Linked DNA regions of Homo sapiens: region 2 is linked to region 1. The links are chromatin loops, found by intact Hi-C in ENCODE. Cell type or tissue: GM12878. All regions are shown on one strand. Each heading gives the region's core, and the rest is flanking DNA. Links, peaks and the distances in the headings are about the cores only. Region 1 overlaps ALPK2 (alpha kinase 2). Region 2 holds the start of ALPK2-AS1 (ALPK2 antisense RNA 1).

Region 1 (11,279 bases), core at 1,100-9,099:
AAGAAATCTTTTAGAAACAAATCATAGAGGATGGAGTTGCTTCATTGATTACACAGAAAAAAAAACTTCCAAGGTAATTTTCCCAAATGATGTTTTAGTAATGCCTTTGTGAGCCAAGAAACCTGGTATGCAGGGAGATTTTAGAGGGTGATTAGCTAGTCTAGTGATGGTTACCAGATATTATGCAGCGAAGCACAGCGTCTGACTTCTCAGGAACCTTCTGGGAAAGCAATGTAGATAAAAAACACAGCGGGGGCCTCTGGGGCCCTTCGGAGTCTTTCATCCTTTCATGCCGCACCAAATCTGAAAAAAAAAAAAATCCCCGACATCACCATTTGTTCTGGGATTTCTCTGGCCTTCTTAGGAATTCCAGAAACCACAGGGTGCCGCCCTGGCAGCTCACTGCACGCTGGAGGGTGGGCAGACTGAAGGTCTTTGGGCAGCCTTTCCAGGCCGTGGTGCTGCTGGTAGGTGGGCTGGATCCTTCTGTATTTCGGGGATGTCCTGTGCATTGCAGGATATTTAGCCGCATGCCTGGCCTCTACCCACCAGATGCCAATAGCACCCCCACCCCTCCATGTGTGACAATCAAAAATGTCTGCAGACACTGCAGGGGAATGGGGGGGTGCCCTGATTAAGAACCACGAATCCTATTGTCCTAGGCAGACCCCAGAGCACCCAGAGTTCCAATGGAGAGGGAAGCATCCCATGAGGCTATGGTTAGTGCCACCTCCTCTCATTCCTCCTCCTTTCTCTTCTTAAAGTCTTTTCACACTGTGCTCAAAAAAGTGTGCATATGTCTTTGCCTCCAAAAAACATGTCAGTTGTGTTGAAATGATGTCCAGGGAGGAGATATTTTGAAATTAGGATATGACTGCTCCTTCTGAGCACCAGGTGGGTGCCCTAGGGGAAGGCAGGCACTAAACACTTGATTAGTCACCAGATATATTATTTCACTTAATCTCTTTGAAGCTACTTAAAGGATAGTTACTAATGTCTCCTACATTTTACAGAGGTGGAACCTGAGACTCAGAGAGGTTCAACAACTTGCTCAAGATCACACAGCTCAAGTGGCAGCCACCTTGGGGCTGTCCTTCAGGGCTGTGCAGGCTGACACTTTCAATGTGTAAGACACCACTGGAGCTTTGCAGGGCACAGCTTGCACAAGTATGAGCCAGCCCTGAGGGCGCAGGTTGGTCTGAATCCAGAGAACCCTTTCCTTTCCACGCTACCGCTACCGGCAGATACAAGCTGGCTTCACTTGGCCAGACCTCTCCTTTGTGGAGCCCTGAGCTTAGAAAGGGCATTTAGTTCTGTCTACACAGTAGCGTCCACTTCTTCACAATGGCAGGCGGTTCTCCCACACCACAGAGCTCGGACAAAGAAAAGAACCACACTACAGTGTGGTTAGCCTGAACAGGGAAGGGGCGGTTAGGAACTGCAAATCCTGAATCCAGGGATGCTGAGGTCCCCAAAGCAGACACCTGAGCTAAGCTCTTGGTAGGAGAGGCCAAATTAAAGCAGCCACAGCTGTATTGCCAAAGGGACACCCCTTTCCATATGAGTGTCAGTAGCAGCTTCTTACCCATTTAGAAACAGTTCTTCCCTATTTCTTCCCACTTTTCCAGATTGTCTCAGATACCCTGAGAGACGAGTTCCCCGAGGACAGTTCAAGGTCTCACCAACACCTAAAAAATCTCCTGATGAGCAGAAGTGAGTAGAGGGAAAAGGAACCTGAGTTCAGGGCCAATGATGTTTGAGGAGCCTTGCTGTAGTAGCAGGATGAGCAACATAATTTGCAGGGCCCGGTTCAAGATGAAAATGAGGGGTTCTTTGTGCAAACAGGATTAAGGATTTTAAGATGGTGACAGCAGAGCATTAAACCAAAGACAGCACCTGGCCCGGCATGGTGGCTCACGCCTCTCATCCCAGCACTTTGGGAGGCTGAGGCGGGCGGATCACAAGGTCAGGAGTTCAAGACCATCCTGGCCAACATGGTGAAACCCTGTCTCTACTGAAAATACAAAAATTAGCTGGGCATGGTGACTCGTTCCTGTAATCCCAGCTACTCAGGAGGCTGAGGCAGGAGAATTGCTTGAACCGGGACCTGGGAGGCAGAGGTTGCGGTGAGCCGAGATCACGCCACTGCACTCCAGCCTGGGCGACAGAGCAAGACTCCATCTCAAAAAAAAAAAATAATAATAATAATAATAATAATAATAATAATAATAAAATAAAAAGACGGCACCCTTCTGGGCTCAGGGCCCCGTGTGAAGACACAGATCTTGGCCCATGAGGCCCACCTTGCTTGGTGGATGCTGCCCTTGGAGCATTCTGCTCACAAATGCCTCTAGTGCTTTCTTTTGAGATCACTCCTGCTGCTTTGGAAGTTCCCACAGCATTTCCTTAATCTCAAGATGTTCTGTTTAGAAATATGGTGTGAACTGTATTTCCCAAAAAGTGTTCCCAAACTGCCCCTCCATAAAGCACCTACACTCTGTAAATATCAGGGTTAAAAAATAAATTAATTAAGGGGAATACACTGCCTTCCCTTCCTCAGGGAGAGTGTGTGCAGGAAGCAACTTTGTGCTTAAACCTGAAGTTAAATTAACTTACATGATGGGTGGAAAGAGCCGTAATGTTGAAGAAGTGACATGGTGGCACTGAAAAGAGAGAAAACTGCTTGGGTGTGGGGCAGAACACATGAGATGGGAGAGAGGTTTGAGAGACATACCTGCTGGGACAGGTGTGGAAGACTGAGCAAGAGAGGCTGAACTGAAGATTTTTCAGAAACTATGCATTGTGATTGTGAATTGGGTCCTTTTGACATTCTTTAACAAATGACTTACATTTCCAATTATTTTTGGTTATAGAACTTCTTAAATGTAGCTGTGCAGAGGCTGGATGACATGGGGCTCCGGTTCATACATGTGGTATTTCAGAGCATAGTAATCCCCTCTCAGCATAATGGCAAATTAGTTGCACAGCACAGGAAGAAAATTCATCTGCTAGATAGCAAATAAATACCTCCATTCCAGATTAGGTTACGGGTACATTTGGTGGTTACGGAATGGATATCAATTGGTATTTTTAAAAAACCAGATTTAATACCAGCCCAAGGCTGGTCTTGAATTCCTGGGCTCAAGCCATCCTCCCACCTCAGCCTCCTGAGTAGTGGGGACTAGAGGCTTGAGCCTCCATGCCCAGCTCTCTTACAGCCTTAATGAGATATAATTACCATACCATACACAATTTACTCATTTAAGTTGTACAATTCAATGGCTTTCACTATATTCAGAATTGTGCAACCGTCACCACAATCCATTTTAGAGCATTCTCATTACTCTAGAGAATCCCTACACCCCTTTTACCTCCTCATCTCCCCATTTCCACCCTCCCCCCCAACACACACAGCCAGAGGCAATCACTAATCTACTTTCTGTCTGTATGTATTTGTCTATTATGGATTTTTTTTTTTTTTGTAGGGACAGGGTCTCACTACATTGCCCAGGCTGGTCTTGAATGCCTGGGCTCAAGCAATCCTCCCACCTGGCTTCCCAAAATGCTAGGATTATAGGCAGAAGACACAGAGCCCGGCCTATTCTGGACATTTTATATAAATAGAAGCTTTCACTTAACACAATGTTTTTGGGGTTTGACCATATTGTCACCTGTATCAGTACCTCATTCCTTTTTGTGGCCAATCAGCAATGCTTTTCAGAAGCAACTGTTGAGACAGAGGGATGACTACCCCACTCTTCATATTCCTAGGGAAGTTACTCAAATGGAGGGGGACAGTGGCGGGCAGGGCAGCTCTCATAGCAAGAAAACACCCTCCTGACCAGGAGGCCCCATAGAACTGTGAACACAATACAGGCTTTGCCACCTGCCAGGAACAAATCTACATCCAGCTCTGCCAATTATAAGGCAAGGCATTGAACCTACCTTCTCATCTGTAAAAGGAGGGAATGATAATAGTCTAAGGATTAGAATAATGTATGTCAATTGCCTTGTAAATATCTGTTACATAATTAGTTTTCATAATGGTAATCAGCGTAGTATAAGGAAAGAGTTCACTTGTTTCATCAGTTTCCTTTTCTGCTGTGGGTTACCACAATGATTCTTTTTTAAAGTGATATACCAACTAATGTGTAAAAATGTCTCTGGGTGTAATTGTCACCTGCAATAGTAATTTACAGGACATGACCTTCCATTCTCATTCCTGGAGATCACTGCTATGGATGGAGAAGGAGGAAAGGATAAATCCAGCTGTCAAGAGCTGGGCTGACGTTGAGGAGCTTCTGTGTCATCTGTGACTCCTCCCCAGGTGATGACTTCCTGACAGTGTTGTCCCACATGTGAAAATACTGACAAACACACACTATTTGACTCACATAGTCAGTTTAGTGACCACATATCTGAGCCACAGAGCACTGACTGTACTCTGGAGAGGAAAAGGACAGTTAAGTCAGGCTGTGGCTCGTGTTTCGTGGCTTCTCTGAAGGTGAGAACCCTTGATGACAGATTTATCATTCTCTGCTAGAGATGAACAATCAATATTGAATTATTGGTATTAGTGGAGGAGTTTGTGGTAGGCTTCACAGATGACCTTGGGAAAACAATGTGTTAATTGGAAAGAATGCTGGATTTGCCTTTTTTCTTTTCTTTTTTTGCTGTGTGGTTATGGTGTTATGATATATCTGTATATTTATTGGTTTCCATCCACAGTTCCTGGCTCCTAACTCCCATAGTCCTTGTTATAATGTTGGGGCACTTTTGGCCTTGGGAAACAGAATCTCTCTCTCTGACCTTCTATCCTTCTTTTACCTGTCCAAGGCAGGACTCTGTGGTCAAAAGGCCCTTATTCCAAAAGACCCTCATTCCTGCCTCTTACTCTAGAGGAAAGAATGCCACACAGAGAAACGAATGCCAAGAAAAGTCTGAACAGACAGGCCTTGCTGGGTTCAGATCAGGTGCTTTTTGTCCAATCACATTTCTACATAGTTGTCAATCGTGCCTATGTAGCGAAGCCTCCATAAAAACCCAAAAGGACAGGGTCTGGGGAGCTTCCAGAGAGCTGAACACGTGGAGGCTGACAGGAGGTGAAGAACTCATCCACACACTGGGAGGGTGGCACATCCCAACTCCATGGGGACAGAAGCTCCTGCAAATCGCCTATGGATCTCTGCAAAATCGCCTGTGGTTCTCTGCATCTGGCAGTTTACTTGTATCCTTAAAATAACCTTTGTAATAAACCAGTAAATGTGTTTCCCTGAGTTCTGTGAGCTACTCTGGCAAATTAACCCCAAGAGGTGCTCATGGGAACCCCAACTTGAAGCCAGTCAGTCAGAAGTTCCAGAAGCCTTGACTTGCAGCTGGTGTTCCGGGGGCTTGGGGGGTGGGTGAGGAGTAGCCTTGGGGACTGGGCCCACAACCTGTGGGATCTGACACTATCTCCAGGTGGACAGAGTCAGAACTGAAGCCGAGAACACCCACCAGTGTCTGCAGCTTGGCGTATGGGGTAAATCCACCACAACTTTGGTCACGGAAGTCTTCCTCTTCTTCCGTGTTGATGATTGTTGTTGTGGTGGTGGGAGAGCAGAGAAAAAACAGTTTGAGAGAGATTTTCCCTAAACAGTGGATTGTGGCAAGTTTCTTTTTATTTGTATTTGAATTTATTTATTTATTTATTGAGAGAGTCTCACTATGTCGCCCAGGCTAGAGTGCAATGGCACGATCTCAGCTCACTGCATCCTCCACCTCCCGGGTTCAAGCGATTCTCCTGCCTCAGCCTCCTGAGTAGCTGGGATTACAGGCGTGCACCACCACGCCAGGCTAATTTTTGTATTTTTAGTAGAGACGGGGTTTCACCATGTTGGCCAGGCTGGTCTCAAACTCCTGGCCTCAAGCGATCTGCCCACCTCGGCCTCCCAAAGTGCTGGGATTACAGGCGTGAACTACTGTGCCCAGCCAACTTCTTTCTTTTTAAAAATTTTATTTACCTTTAATTATACTGATCCTAAGTGGATACATTTATGTTCTTAAAAATACATATAAAGGTAAAGTCTCCCAGAGGCATCATCTCTCCATCTCAGTTCTCTACCAAGAGGAAGAATCTGGTATCCTTTTAGGCATTTTTTTCTATTCATTACACATATAATCATCTAAATATATGATAATTTTGTTGTATGTATGGCATGAATGGTATATATGTATGTTGGTATGTATGGTACATGCTTTGTTGACAGTTGGCTTATTTTGCTTAATAATAAGTTTTGGCAATCTTACAGTGTCAACCCAATCCGTAAGGCTCTCTATCAGCTTTTGAAAGCTGCTAAATATTGGTATTCCATAGTATAGCAATATCCCACTTAACCCATCTGCTCTTGTATTGATGTATAACTTGGCTGGAGTGTTTCAGACTTCCAATGACATCCTAGTACATGCTTCCTTAGACACATAACTGGTCTCTAGCCTAAATGCCAAGAAATAGAATTACCAGAGAGAAGACTGTTCACATATCACATTAAAAATATATATATATTTTTGAGATGGAGTTTTGCTCTTGTTGCCCAGGCTGGAGTGCAATGGCACGATCTCGGGTCACGGCAACCTCCACCTCCCAGGTTCAAGTGACTCTCCTGCCTCAGCCTCCTGAGTAGCTGGGATCACAGGCACAAGCCACCATGCCTGGCTAATTTTTTGTATTTTTAGTAGAGACGGGGTTTCACCATATTGGCCAGGCTGGTCTCGAACTCCTGACCTCAGATGATCCACCGGCCCCGGCCTCCCAAAGTGCTGAGATTACAGGCATGAGCCACCCCGCCTGGCCTACATATCACATTTTAATAGCTACTCTAAAATGGGCAGGACCTTTAACAGGTAGCAGAGTGATGTGATGATGTGGGGCGTGGATTCCTGTACCTGCTCCCTAGGCTCAAACCTCAGCTGTGCCACTCAGTAGCTGATCATCTCTCTGCCTCAGTCACTTCTTCTATAAAACTAAGATAATAGCAGTATCTATTCATTTGACCATTATGGAATTTGAGTCAGTCTATGTAATGCTCTTCTGAATAGTATATAAAGTAAGCACTATGTAAGTGTTAGCCGCTGCCAGTGGCTTTGGGTTTAACATTGGCAAGATGAAAAAATAATGTATTTCTCTCAAATTGTTGTAGAACAAAGGCTATAGGAGCGTTATTTGAATATTTAAAACACTCAAGTGATGTCACGTTTTATTTTGACTAATCTGCATCCCCCTTTCCCCCTGCACCCCTGCAATCTGCATCCCCCTTCCCCTACCCTCAATAGTCAGCAAGTCGCATGGCTGCTGTCACCAAAAAGCTTGCTGTCAGCTGAAAGGATCAGGGAAGAGGTCACAGCTCACAAGCAGACCACAGGTAACCGGCTCTTGTGGAGCTGGCAGGAAAGCCAGCAGTCAGGGCGCCTACTCAGCGGGGACAGGAGGGATTAGTTCTGATTACCCAGCCTAATCCAATGGCAATTGTCTTCCTGAATTTGCCATCTCAGTTACTGTAGATTTGGACACCGCACCCTCTGTCACCTAATACCCAGTCCCGTGTTAGTTAGGGAACCTTATCCAAAGATGGTTTCTGTAAATTGCATGGGGAGGAAGAAGACCATGTCGGGAGAGACACTTAACACATTTCGGGTGCCTACTGTGTGTCAGCCCCAAGGCTGGGCACTTCACAGACAAGATCGTATTTCATCTTCACAGTGAACTTGTCTGGTGGGTGTTCTTTGCTATTTCCCAGCTAATGACTTGGAAGCTTCAGTCACTTCTAAAGGTTGGTGTAAGAAGCATAACTTCTCACAGCCTGCAAGTGGCAGAGCTGAAACATGAGTCCAGATTTGCTGGAGTGGAATATTCGTGAGGATGTGGAAAAGAACAAGAACCCTCATTCATTGCTGGTGAGAATGTAAAAGTGGTACAGACAGTTTGGAAAACACTTTAGCAGTTTCTTAATCCATTTCCCGTTTGCCCCGAGAATACTGTTGTCTCCAATCCTAATGTAATATTACATACGTTTCTGTTACATTAGAATTAGAGATAAATTGTGTTTAGGAATAACTCCAAAAACAGTTTTTATATTTTATTTTCACATTGAAAATCAGCCAAATTTGTTTCAGCCTCAAAGAGTGTGTTTATGTAAAATTGAGTACTGGCAGCAAGCTGCACTTTTTGTTTTTTTCTAAACGGGAAATGTGTTTCAAAGTTAAACATAAATTTACCAAATGACCCAGCAATTCCACTCCAAGTTATCTTCCCAAGAGAAATGAAAATGTATATTCACACAAAGACTCGCACACAACTGTTCTTAGCAGGGTTATTCATAATAGCCAAAAATTGGAAACAACCTAAATGTCTATTGGAAATAACCTAACGGTCCAACTAGTGAATGGGTAGACAAAATGTGGCATAGCAATACAATTGAATACCACTGAGCAATAACAAAGAACAAACTATGGATACGGTGGGGCGCGGTGGCTCACGCCTGTTATCCCAGCACTTTGGGAGGCTGAGGTGGGCAGATCGCCTGAGGTCAGGAGTTTGAGACCAGCCAGGCCAACATGGTGAAACCTGTCTCTACTAAAAACTACAAAAATTAGCCGGGCATGGTGTCGGGTGCATGAAATCTCAGCTACTTGGGAGGCCGAGGTAAGATAATTTCTTGAACCCGGGAGGTGGAGGTGGCAGAGAGCCGAGATCACGCCATTGCACTCCAGCTTGGACGACAGAGCGAAGCTCCTTCTCAAAACAAAAAAACAAACAAAACAAAACTATGGATACATGGTATGACATAGATGAACCTCAAAAACATTCTCAGTATGCTCAGTGAAAGAAGCCATACGCAAGAGACCATACAATAAATGGAATTATACAATATAATTATACAATATAATTCCATTTATATGAAGTGTCCAATAGAAATTATAAAGACAGAAAGTAGATCAGTGGTGGTTGGAGGTGAGGGCAGTGGGGAGAATGCTAATAATAAATGTGCCTGAAGGATCTTCTGGAGGTGATGGCAATCTTCTAAAACCAATCTATGGTGATGATTGCCCAACCTAGTACATTTGCTTTTTAAAAAAAATCATTGCATTTAGCAATTAGAAATGGTGAATTATATGATATACAAAATATGCCTTTATAAAGTTAATTTTAAAAATAGGAGCAAGGAGGCAAAAATTTAATGAGCCCCTACTAAATTCACTGCGGCGTTGCCTGTGATAGCAAAAGCTAAATGTCCATCAATAGGAATGTGGTTATTGTATATCTAAAGAATGGAATCTTTTTTTCTTGTTAACAACAATATACATTTAAAAAGAACGAGACAGGCCCGGCACGGTGGCTCCCGTGTGTAATCCCAGCACTTTGGGAGGCCGAGGTGGGTGGATCGCTTGAGCCCAGGAGTTCAAGATCCACCTGGGCAACATGCTGAAACCCCATCTCTACAAAAAATACAAAAATTAGCCGGGTGTGTCGCATGCCTGTAGTCCCAGTTACTCAGGAGGCTGAGGCAGGAGGATGGCTTGAGCCTGGGAGGTTGAAGCTGCAGTGAGCCGTGACTGCACCACTGCACTCCAGTATGGACAACAGAGCAAGGCCCTGTCTCAAAACAAAAAAAAAAAAATGAGACTCTGATAATGGAATAAAAAAAATGCACTGATATGGAATAATCTCCGGGATACATTAAATGAAATAAACAATGTATAAGAGTGCAGGGAATGTGATCACTTTCTTTTTTTTTTTTTTGAGGCGGAGTCTCGCTCTGTCACCCAGGCTGGAGTGCAGTGGCACTATCTCGGCTCACTGCAAGCTCCGCCTCCCAGGTTCACACCATTCTCCTGCCTCAGCCTCCCGAGCTCGAACTACAGGCGCCCGCCACAATGCCCGGCTAATTGTTTGTATTTTTAGTAGAGACAGGGTTTCACTGTGTTAGCCAGGATGGTCTCGATCTCCTGACATCGTGATCCGCCCGCCTCGGCCTCCCAAAGTGCTGGGATTACAGGCGTGAGCCACTGCACCAGGCCAATGTGATCACTTCTATGGGCAAAGAAGAAGGAGGAGGAGGAGGAGAAAAGAATCTTATATGCTTGTTTATACATATATTGACTAGAAATACACGAGAAAGCAGTAGCTTGGTTGCTCCTGGAAGGAGGCCTAAGTGTGGGGGGTGGAAAGAAGGCATGCCATTTGGAGACAGTGATAGTCTTTGTATATCTTTCTGGATACCTTGAATTTATGTATCTTACCTAATAAACAAGTAAAAGCTAACTTTTCAATATTAATAGTGAGCACCTCCATGTGCCCAACAGTGTGTTGGGTGCACAATTTGTCACACAGACGTGGTGAATACTGAGCTGGCAGCAGCTCCCTCTGGATTTGTTTTGAATTTATTTTAGGTGGAAGAGTCTTTCCACTGACTCTCCTCTCCCCTGCTGTTTAAAATGTATGGCAGTTTCCAATCTTTATGAGAGGGCTTAAAAAAAAAAAAAAAGCTCAAGGTTAAATAAAACCTGTGCGAGGCCGGGCATAGTGGCTCACTCCTGTAATCCCAGCATTTTGGGAGGCCGAGGCAGGCAGATCACCTGAGGTCAGGAGTTCGAGACCAGCCTGGCCAACATGGTGAAACCCCATCTCTACTAAAAATACAAAAATTAGCCGGGTGTGGTGGCACACACCTGTAATCCCAGCCACTTGGGAGGCTGAGGTAGGAGAATTGCTTGAGCCCGGGAGATGGAGGTTATAGTGAGCCGAGATCGCACCATTGCACTCCAGCCTGGCCAACACAGCAAGACTCTGTCTCAAAAAAATAATTAAATACATAAATAAATAAAACCTGTGTGAGAGTTTAGTACCTCCCCTGATTTTACAACTGAAAAATGCACCTGAAACACAGACAGGTTAGGTGACATTTCCAAGGTCACACAGCTTGTTAGTGACAGAGTCCAGGTTTCTTGACTCTGATTTTCCATGTACTGCATTGAAAGGATACATCCTCTTGCCTATCTTGGGGTAAAGACAGGGAAGAGAGGAGAACTTATGGTGCTATAAACATACAAAGTGTGACAGTGCTGTAATCGGACCCACTTCCTTGAGTTAACTGATTAAAATCACTTTGGTTTGAAGTTGAATGTCATGGGCCGACTGCTCTGTCCAGTCTAGGAATGTGTCGTCAATGTCATCACAAACATTTCACAGTAAAGAAAGCCCCTCTCTGGCTCGTTTTCCTCTTATCCTCCACATTTGCCCA
Region 2 (11,279 bases), core at 1,899-9,898, 58 kb before region 1:
TCTAGAAAGAAAGCTATGGCAGTGGCCCAGATGAAATTATGAAGCCTGGGCTACCGTGGTGGCTGGGGGAATGGAGAGTGGGTTGATTGTGTCCCGCAAAAATAGGTTCAAGTTCTAACCCTTGGTACCTGAGAATGTGACTTTACTTGGGAGTAGGTTTTTACAAATATAATCACATTAAAATGAGGTCATACTGGATTACAGTGGGCCCGAATCCAGTGACTGTTGTCTTCATGGGAAGAGAAAAATTTGAACACAGAGACACAGAGGGAAGAAGGCCATGTGATGATGGAGGCAGAGATTGGATTAATGTTGGCTCCAAACCAAGGAACCCCCAAGGGCTTCTGGCCACCACTGGAGCTAGGCCAGAAGTATGGGATGGCTTCTCTCTCAGACCTCCAGGGAAAACCAATACTGCCAACTGTCTGCTGATTTCAGACTGTGCCTCCTCAATTGTGAGAAAATAAATGTCTGATGCTTGAAGGCACCCCGGTTTTGGGTGCTTTGTTATGGCAGCCCTTGGAATTTAATACAGAGAGGAAAGTTCCATTGCAGAAGACACTGCGGAATTAGAACAGACAGGATTTGGGAATGGGTTAGACACAGGGCCTGAAGAATGCTTCAGCAACCACCCTCAGGACTCCAGCTCAGGGAATTTCACTACAAATAGGCTCAGTGAGGGATGGAGACTGCTTGCTCCAGTACTTGATACACCAAGTAAGTGCTTAATAAATGTTGATATGTTTAGGCTTTGTGTCCCCACCCAAATCTCATCTTGAATTGTAATCCCTATAATCCCCACGCATCAAGGGAGAGACCAGGTGGAGGTAATTGAACAATGGGGGCGGTTTCTCCCAAGCTGTTCTCATGATAGTGACTTCTCACGAGATCTGATGGTTTTCTAAGGGCCTGTTCCCTGCTTCACTTGGCATTTCTCCTTCCTGCTGCCTTGTGAAGAAGGTGCCTTGCTTCCCCTTCACCTTCTGCCGTGATTGTAAGCTTTCTGAGGCTTCCCCAGCCATGCTGAACTGTGAGTCATATTAAATCCTTTCCTTTATAAATTACCCAGTCTCGAGCAGTTGGGGTTTTTTTTTTGGTTTTTTTTTTTTTTTTTTTTTTTTTTTTTGAGACAGAGTCTCACTCTGTCACTCAGGCTAGAGTGCAGTGGCATGATCTTGGCTCACTGAAACCTCTGCCTCCCAGGTTCAAGCGATTCTCCTGCCTCAGCCTCCTGAGTACCTGGGAATACAGGTGTGCGCCACAAAGCCTGGCTAATTTTGTATTTTCAGTAAAGGCGGGATTTCCCCATGTTGGCCAGGCTGGTCTCAAACTCCTGACCTCAAGTGATCCGCTGCCTCGGCCTCCCAAAATGCTGGGATTACAGGCATGAGCCTCTGTGCCCACCCTCAGGCAGTTCTTTACGGCAGTATGAAAACAGACTAATACAAACGTGTTAGCTCAGCTATCGTCTTTGGGGCTGGAATGATGGACATTCGTGTGGATGCTTCTCAGGGTAGATCTATGTGGAAGACAAAGGCAGTCTGCCCAGCACAGAGTTGGTTCAGAATGGTAAGAAATCTGCCACTCTTGTCTCTCTGACTGCAGGGGTTTGGAGAAGAAAACTAGGCACCATGGTTGCTGGTAGTGTGATGGGCTTCAGAGTTCATTTCTCATTCCCTGTCACTAAAGGCCACATCCTGATCCACCAGCCCTGATCATAAGACAGACAGTAGCATCGCGGAGTGGGCACTGACCTGCAGGTGCTCCTCCTTCCACCCCATGGGGGATGTCCCCTCCCTGGCAGCCTGCCAAGGGTCCCCAGCCTCTAATTCTCTTGAGGATCTTGCCTAGGATCCCCGAGATCAGTGTGTCTTGTGCTTCAGTTGGTCCTTTCGACCAGCCGTGAAGTAACAGGCTTCTCTGCCCTCCCTTTTCTCAGGTCTGGAGATTCAAAGGATCTGGCCTGGGGGTTAACAAGCCTGTTTATGCCCATCATTGGAACCAGCTTGATATGGTTTGGCTGTGTCCCCACCCAAATCTTATCTTGAATTGTAGCTCCCATAATCCCCATGTATTGTGGGAGGGACCCCATGGGAGGTAATTGAATCATGGGGGCGGGTTTTCCTGTGCTGTTCTCATGATAGTGAATAAGTCTCACAAGATCTAATGGTTTTATAAAGGGGAGTTCTTTGCACACCCTCTCTTATTGCCGCCATGTAACATATGGCTTTGCTCCTCCTTCGCCTTCTGCCATAATTGTGAGGTCTTCTTAGCCATGTGTAACAGTGAGTCCATTAAACCCAGTCTCGGGTATCTGTTCATAGCAGTATGAAAATGGACTAATACACAGCTCAACAGGCATATGGCAGGGTCTGCCTGGTACAATCTTAACACACAACACTTCAAGAGGGTGGGAACACAGAAAACTGCAAGTTCGAGTTGTTCGAGTAACAACTGGTTAAGCCAGAGCCTCTTCTTAACAATTAGATTCATTCCATATGTGGATTTGGAAGTAATTAACCTGCACTTCTTTAAAATATGTTAAAATTCACATTTTCAGGAGTACAGTAACTAGCTTAGGTGAGATAACACTGAGATTCGAATCATATCTAGGTACCCACAATGGCTAAGTCTAATCATTTCTTGGTTATTATCCTGATTTTCTCTTCTTTGTCAATGTATAATATCACAAAAGAGCAAAGGTAAGCACTGAGCAATTCAGACTTGTTCCAAGCTGTCCGAAGGGAAAGAATTCTCATGTCTGACTTTGAATAGCACCATTATTAACCAATATTACTATTTATTGAATTGTTATAAAGTCTACCTACTCTGGAAATGTCCTTGCCAACCAGGTGCTAAGTGTACCCTTTATCATCTGGTGGGAAGTTGCAGGCCAGCTTTGCCTTGCACACTCCTGGAGAATGGGAGGGGCATGCATGAGGCCCGAAGAACCCCAACCATTTCAGTGGAGATGCTGGTGGCCCAACATGGTGAACACTGTCTCATCCCCCTGCCCTGAGAGTAGGCTCTGCTACTTGTACATGGTTCTAACTGTGAAGGCCCTGGGCCTTTTAAAAACTTTTTTTGAGACAGAGTCTTGCTCTGTCACCCAGGCTGGAGTGCAGTGGCACAATCTCGTCTCACTGCAACCTCTGCCTCCCCGGTTCAAGCGATTCTCCTGCCTCAGCCTCCCAAGTAGCTGGGATTACAGGCACCCGACACCACGCCTGGCTAATTTTTGTATTTTTAGTAGAGACGAGGTTTCACCATGTTAGCCAGGCTGGTCTCAAACTCCTGACCTCAAGTGATCCACCAGCCTCGGCCTCCCAAAGTGCTGGGATTACAGGTTTGAGCCACCACGCCCAGCCTTAAAAACTGTCTTTTAAAGCTATTCATTAATTTATTGGACTAGATCTCACACACACACACACACGCACACACAATTCATGAGGTATGCAGTGAACAGGTATATAGTAAAAATTGTGTCTCTCCACCCAGTTACTCAGTCACCTTCACCAGAGGCCACCACTGTTATCGACAGTTATTTTAGTTTTGAGGAGAGCTAAGGAACTCAGACCTAAAATGGAATTAGGGAAGCTATTTAACCTCATCGATAGAGACAGAGCCTGGAGTCAGCAGCCTGCATTCAAAGCAAGGCTTCGCCGCTTCCTGACGTAGAGCCTGGCTGACAGGCTTTATCTCACAGGGCTGTTGAGATAATGAAATGAGCCAGCCGCTGCAAAGTGCTTAGCCCAGGCACCGTGCATTTCTACCTTCAATACGTGTCAGCTGTTATTAGCTACGGGGTGGTGGAGCTGGTGGAGGAAGGTGGGAGGGAAGGGTGGGGCATATTTAATCCTTTCTGGGGAAAGCCCTAAGCCCTCATTATACCAAGGGTAGAAATCCCTAGGAATCTGTTAGAAATGCATGGTCTCAGGCTCCTCCCCAGACTCGCTGAATCTTGACAAACTCCCCAGAAGAGAAGCACTGTCCTGTATGAACCTAGAGCCCCTGAGGGCTGGGCCACTGTCCTGTGTGAACCTGGAGTCCCTGAGGGCTGGGCTGTGGCATCCCTGCCCCAGGGGAGACGGTGCTGCTGTCTCTTCATTGCAGACATGAGCCCTTAGACTTTGCATGATGAAAGCTCATGACAAACGCTACCTACTCCCGAGCCCCCAGCTTCCTATTCCACATAAGATCTCCTAAGCCCAATAACCTGTGACCTCACAGATGAATGGAACATGTCCTCTTTCGTCCTGTAGCTCCACGGTAACCTGAGAGATGGCCTGGAGGCAGGGTGGCATGTTGTTTTTAAAGTGATACAAGAGACACAGTGGAGACCGTCCAATGAGTGGCATGGCTGCCAGGATGCCAACTGGGACACTAAAGCCCTGGCAGTGGGGGCTGCCCAGCAGGGCTGGCCACTAGAAATAAGGTCTGTGAGGGTTGAGGGCCGAGAGGCTGGAGGGGCTCATGGGTGACCAGTGCTGCTGTTTGCCACTTGTTCTAAACCAGCAGACCATGGCTAAGAACACTGCCATACAGGAAGCCGCCCTTCCTCTAGGGCAGAATCACACATGATGGTGGGGGAGGCGTGTCATTAGACATCGTCCAAACCCACAGAATGGGCACCACCGAGAGGGAACCCTCATGTAAATCATGGGCTTTGGGTGATGGTGATGTGTCAATGTAGGTTTACCGATTGTGACAAATGCAGTCTCTGATGCCGTGTAGATAGTAGGGGAGGCTGTGCATTTGTGGGAGCAGGACATATATGGGAAATCTCTGTACTTCCTGCTCAATTTCTCTGTGAACCTAAAAGTGCTCTAAAAAAGTCTATTAAAGAGAAAAAGAATTATATATAAGAATTACGTATAAACTATAGTGTGTGTGTATATATATACACATATATATACGTGTGTGTGTGTGTGTGTGTATATATATATATTTATATTTTGTCATTGGATTGTATTTATAGTTTGTCATTGGATCAGCTGTAAAAGAGGAAAGAAAACCAACATTGAGGCCCAGGGCAATAGCTTTTAAAAAATTACAATAGAGCTGAGTACATGCAGTCCCAGCTACTGGGGAGGCTGAGGTGGGAGGATTCCTTGAGCTCAGGAGCTTCCAGGCTGCAGTGAGCTATGATCACACCACTGCACTGCAGCCTGGATGACAAAACGAGATCCCGTCTCTAAAATATATAAAAATAATCACAATGACAACAGAAATCACTTAGAGCTGGACTATCCAACCTGGGAGCTTTGAGCCACATGTGGTTAGTGAGGCTTGAAATATGCCTAGTTTGAAGGAGGAACTGAATTTTTAATTTTAATTAATGTGCATGTAAATTTAAAAGCTGATATATGTGATATTGTTAGGGAGAAATTTTAATAGGTTTGGAACAATTTGGATATGTGAATCTACCCTTCCAAATTAATTTCATGAACTCTAAATACAGATCAAGTATTTCCAAAGAATAATTAGCATCCAAATTGAGATATGCTATGAATGGAAAATATACACCAGAGTTTGGAGACTTAATACCAAAAAAATGTAAAATATCTCATTAACAATTTTTATATTTACATATTGAAATATTTGGTTATACTGAGTTAGTAAAATATATTATTAAAGTTCACTTCACCTGTATCTTTGTACTTTTTAAAAATTTGGCTTCCAAAAAAAGTAAAAGACGTAAGTGTCTTACCATCATACACTGCTGGTAGGAATGTAAAATGGCATAGCTGCTTTGAAAACCAGTGTGATGATTCCTCAAAAGGTTACACATCGAGTTACCCAGCAATTCCACTCTTAGGTACTTACCCAAGATAATTTGAAAACATATGCCCACAAAATGATCTCGCACATAAATGTTCATAGCAGCATTACTCGTAATGGCCACACAGTGGAAACCACCCAAATGTCCATTAACTGATACATGACTAAAACCAAACCTGGTGTGCCCATAAAATGGAATATTATCTGGCCATAAAAAGGAGTATTGATAGATTCTCCCACATGGGTGACCCTTGGAAACATTACACTAAATGAAAGAAGCCAGACACACAAAAGCCATCTACTGTATGATTACGTTTATACAAAATGTCCAGAACAGGCAAATCTATTCAAGACAGAAAGTATAGTAGGATTTGCCAGGGGCTGGGGGAAGAAGGGGAGAGGAAGTGACTGTTAATAAGTATGGGTTTCTTTCAGGTATAATGAAAGTGTTCTGAAATTAAATAGTGGTAATGGTTGGTTGCACAATTTGTGATTGTACTTACAAAAAATTACATACTTGGCTTGCATTAAATTTCTATTGGACAGCACTAATTTTAATGAGATAACTATTTTCTTTCCCAACTGTGATTAGTGATGGTATATAATCTAGCCAAAGCTAATCAACGTGGGGTGATTTTTGCCCCCATCCCCACCCCATGGGACCTGTGGCAGTGTCTGGAGACATTTTTGATAGCCACAACTGGGGTTGGGGTGAGGGGAAGAGATCGCTACTGGCCGGGGATGCTGCTAAACATCCTACAACCCACAGGCAGCTGCCCGGAACAAAGAATTATCTGGCCCACAATATTGTAGTGTGGAGGTTGAGAAACCCTGCACTAAAGGCTGCTCAGAGGATCCCTGCCCCAGCTACAACATCCTTTGCCCCAGCTACAACATCCTTTGCTCCATCTCTGCTGCTTTGACTTCCCAGGGGTCTGATTCAGGGTGTGGCCTTCTCAGAAGACTTTCTCCTGGAGTCCACCCCATCACAGTCCTCAGGCCAGGAACTCCTAGTGATTCTGTGGACTTGGAAACTTCCTAAGAAGAATCCTGAAAGGGCCCGGGGATTCTATAGTTGATTGGCTATGGAGTCTCTGACTCAGGCCTGACCTTCTGAGGCTTCTTGAGTCCCCAAGTGTGATACTCTCCACAAAGCTGGCTTCATGCCAGGTAGATTGCCATTTTTCTTGTTGTTTTCTCTTCCACGTCAGATTTTCTAAGCCAAAGACAACTGGAATTTGCACAGTCTGCGTGAGGAATGGGCTGCTTCTCTGACACCTGAAGTAAAAACCCAACCAGGGATATCCAGACTTGCCTTCAAGCATGTTATTTTGAAATTACCTACTCTGTCTGTTTCTGATAACTGCTGTAACAAATGACCACAAATTTAGTGGCTCAGAACAACATAGATTTATTACTTTACAGTTCGGGAGGTCAGAAGTCCAACATGAATCTCACTGGGCTACAATTAAGGTGTCAGGAGGGCCATGTCCTTCTGGAGGCTACAGAGGAGTGACGTGGTTTGGCTGTGTCCCCACCCAAATCTCATCTTGAATTGTAACTCCCACAATTCCCACATGTCATGGGAGGGACCCAGTGGGAGGTGACTGAATTATGGGGGCAGTTCTTTCCCGCACCGTTCTCATGATAGTGAATGAGTCTCACAAGATCTGATGGTTTTGAAAACAGGAGTTTCCCTGCAGAAGCACTCCCTTTGCCTGCTGCCATCCATGTAAGACATAACTTGCTCCTCCTTGCCTTCTCCCATGATTGTGAGGCCTGCTCAGCCATGTGGAACTATGTATCCATTAAACCTCTTTTCTTCCCATTCTTGGGTATGTCTTTATCAGCAGCATGAAAACTAATACAGGGAGAGAATCCCCTCTGTCCAGCTTCTGCAGTTGGCCTGCATCCCTTGGCACATGGTCCTTTCTCGACCTTCAAAGCCAGCACAGTAGCATCTTCAAATCCTTCTCTGACCGATGCTCCTGTCTCCCTCTTCCACTTATAAGGACCCTTGAGACCAAGTGGGACCACCTGGGTCAAAGATAATTTCCCCATGTCAGGGTTGATAACCTCAATCACATCTGCAAAGTCCCTTTTGCCATAATTCACTTCAGTAACATATTCACAGGTTCTGAGAATCAGGATGTGGATGTCTTTGGAGGGAATTATTCTGCATACCATACTGTTACGTGGGCATGGGCAGTCTACTTCAGGGGGGCAGGGTCACTTAGGCACACTCTGCTGCCTTTGTTCCATAGGGAAAAGAAATAGGGTATTTTTGTTTTTCCAGAGTTGGAGAATTTGCCCAATCTGAGTTCTCAGGTAGTTAGATGCTGACTTTCCAGATCTAATTCTCAGCAGGCCTATGCCCCAGAATGGCCAGTGAGAGATTTACTTTTCCATTTTTATATCTTTGAATAGCTTCAAGTGAATTACTGTGATTGAGATTTTTTTTATTATTTGGGATTACAATGCTTCTGAAGTTGTCACACTTGCTGAGTTTAAATCCCCTCTAACAGGTAAACCTATCAGATTACATGACAGTGTTCAACTTAACATTTATTGAGATCTGTCAGATACCGTATGTGCCCAAGAAAGCTCAGCAGTGACCCACAAGGAATATAAAATCTAGCAGGGGAGATAAAGAAGTATACTGCCAATCTAACCCCAGTGTGATGTGCAGCAAAGGCTCTAAAGTCAGTAAAATAGCTTTAGGACTCTACTGGGGAGGGTGTGAGGAAGGGCTGGATGGTTATGCGAGGATGCTGAAATATTGAAAGGGTGATGAAATAAGCCACATTGGAACACTGGGCCTTCAGGAATGGGCCAGAATCCTTTAAGGTCAAATCTAAAAAGGGGTTGTCCTCAGTGTCCTGGAGGACAGGAAAACAAACCTTAATGGTAGGCATTAGGAAATTGTCTTAAAGATCCCGCCCCCAAAAGCAGACCCTGAGACAAGAAAGTGGATGCAGTTAGTTTATTCAGGAGATGATCCCAGAAAACATGGGGAGAAAGGGGGAATATAAGATGGAAGCAAAAACCACCAGGAAATGGGAATGAATGAATGACTGTGGGCTGCTGTGGACAACAGGGGCCTGATCACTGGGGATCCTCTAAAGAATCGTGTGATGAATGTCTTAGACTCACTCCACAGGAAGCTACGGAGTCTGGGACACTGTCTACCAACTCCCACCCCCATTGGTGGAGGACTTTCCTGACTTCCAGATCCACTTTCTGGTGTGGCCAAGCAACCTCCCAGCTCATGAAGTTCTCAGGCTGTGGGAGCTGTCAGGTGGTGGAAACTTCACCTGCAGCTGCAGGGAACCTAGGTGGACTGAGTAGCTATGGGGCAGGGCATTATCAGCACCTGCCTTGGGAGTAATTGAGTACTTTCAACAATCTGGATGCTGGGGCCAATCCATGGGGTTCTTTCCCCTGAGTTATTCTGACTACACTCAGTCAGCATTCAGTGATCATCCTCACCTTCACCCGCTTCAATTTGTGCTGTGTTGATCTGATTTTCTTATGGAGCTTGAGTTCCAGTTTTGTCACTTACAGATAGAGGTGCCCTGGGCATGTTAATTAACCTCTTTGAGCGTTATGGGCCAGCTCACAGTTTTGTTACATGGACTACCAGAAATGCCAAATGTTGGACATTAATATAGTACTTGGAACACACAAATATTCAATAAACAGTTATGATTTTGTGGATGATGGCAACACTTCTGTTTCTCTCTACCATCAGTGCAGACTTTTGACCTATAGAAGTTGAGATGATGATCTAAAAATTTACCTCCAAGATGGTTTCATTTTCAGTCTTTTTAACTATAGAACTGACTGATGTAATTTGTGACATACTGCTTATTTTTGGTAAGTAACAATTCCATTTCAGAAAAATGCCTTACTGAAGTGTCAGTTGGTGTCGTGCCATAAGCACAATATCAGCATCATTCAAAAGAACCTAGAGCCTCCCAGTGAATAGGCTAACCTCTGGTATAAATTAGGTACACATGGAAGCTATTTTTGACTACAGGGATGCCCTTTAGTGGTTCACTACATTTATGTACCAAATGGCTCCCAAATTACCTGGAGCTGTGGATGTAATTTCTGAGGGTGAATTTATGTCTCAGCTCAGGCTGCTATCACAAAGGGCCGTATATTGGGTGGCTTAAATAAGAGACATTTATTTCTTCTAGTTATGGAAGCTGGGAAGTCCAAGACAAGGTGCTGCTGATTGAGTTCTTGGTGAGGGTTCTCTTCCTGACTTGCAGGTGGCTGCCTTCTCGTTGTGTCCTCAGATGGCAGAAAGAAGAGAGGAAGCAAGCTCTCTGGTGTCTCTCCTTACAAGGGTTCTAATCTGGTCATGGGGCCCCAGCCTCATGACCTCATCTAAACCCGATTACTTCCCACAGACTCCACCTGCTAATAGTATCACATTGGAGGTTAGGACTTGGACATATAAATTTTTAGGGGTTACAAACATTAGCCCATAGCACCTTAGGATTACAGAGTGATGCTCCCCCTGGGGGAATTTGGCAGCTCATATAATACAGTCTTACCATATATGGTCCTAGAAATATAAGAAAGGAAATGATATCCATATCTATTGGCTCAATTTTTTTTACAACACTCATTTTTAGAGCCCTTGGACTTTTGAGGGGCTCCTATCTAGCATCTAACTTTCAATATCTGCTCATGATCACACTATTCCCTCAGTGATCAAAGAAAAACATTCTCTTGCTGGCTTTTCGTCTCTTAAAGGATTTTTAAAAGCTGTAGTATTATAATATGCATCCTATTTTTCCAGTAAAACAGAGTGGAGCTCATGTTGTGAAACAGCTAGAAAGGGGGAACAGAGACATTTTGTTTTTAAAACCATGAAATGTATTGTCAGTTACCTTAGGTAAGAGTGAAAGAAGTGACTTTGAGACTGACTCATTTAGGCTAGAATTGGTGTGAGGTATAAGGGCATTAAGCTGAGAAAATGACCAGGACTGTAGCTTTGGTTCTGCCAATAAACAAATGGTGTGACCACAGGCAAAGAGATTACTCTTTCTCTCATGAACCTGTAAGTTTCTCAAGGGAAGAAACAACATATATATTGCTTTGTAAATTGTTTCCAAGCATTTAAAAAATATCTTTAAATATTTTCAAGGCATGATTTTTAATGCCTGCATAGTCCAAAGAATATTGTACCATAATATATTTTACCATTCCTCCATTGTTAGATTGTTCTCAGTGTTTCATTATTGTGAACCATGCTACAATGAAAAGACTCTTGTCCCGATGGCTCTATTTATACTTCTGATAATTTTATTAGGCTAATTACAGGGCCAAAATTTACATGTTAAAGGATTAGTAAATATCACCAATTTGACATCCAGAAGGGTTGTACTAATTTGCACTCTTGCCAGCAGTGTAAGAGAAAAATCTGTTTCCATACAGTCTTATTAGCATGAAGTATCATCACATTAAGAACAATCTCTGAAAAT

Evidence for each region. A loop is a pair of places that touch in the nucleus more often than their neighbours do. Peaks named below come from ENCODE experiments on the same cell type or tissue, not always from the same donor. Only the 100,000 strongest peaks of a DNase experiment are listed, where the experiment ranks them.
Region 2: it touches region 1 in a loop (4-fold over the local background); 14 of 110 quality-filtered maps call a loop at or near these places.

The regions. Positions count from the first base shown.
Region 1 is chr18:58,611,515-58,622,793 of GRCh38, forward strand. ALPK2 (alpha kinase 2) reads right to left here. Exons shown (of 13, transcript NM_052947.4): 2 at 175-303. The coding sequence starts at 283. Among named protein-coding and RNA genes, the nearest start is that of ALPK2, 12 kb to the right of the region's middle. RefSeq lists enhancers at 1-831, 4,029-4,098. In GM12878, for the core only: no CTCF peak of the experiment used is centred there; DNase peaks (open chromatin) are centred at 3,872 and 4,387; H3K27ac peaks cover 1,718 bases.
Region 2 is chr18:58,552,754-58,564,032 of GRCh38, forward strand. The region is part of intron 4 of ALPK2 (alpha kinase 2); the gene reads right to left. It overlaps ALPK2-AS1 (ALPK2 antisense RNA 1), which reads left to right and starts at 4,269. Exons shown (of 2, transcript NR_188108.1): 1 at 4,269-4,435. RefSeq lists enhancers at 9,737-9,876, 9,937-10,066. In GM12878, for the core only: no CTCF peak of the experiment used is centred there; a DNase peak (open chromatin) is centred at 4,598; H3K4me3 peaks cover 610 bases; H3K27ac peaks cover 5,136 bases.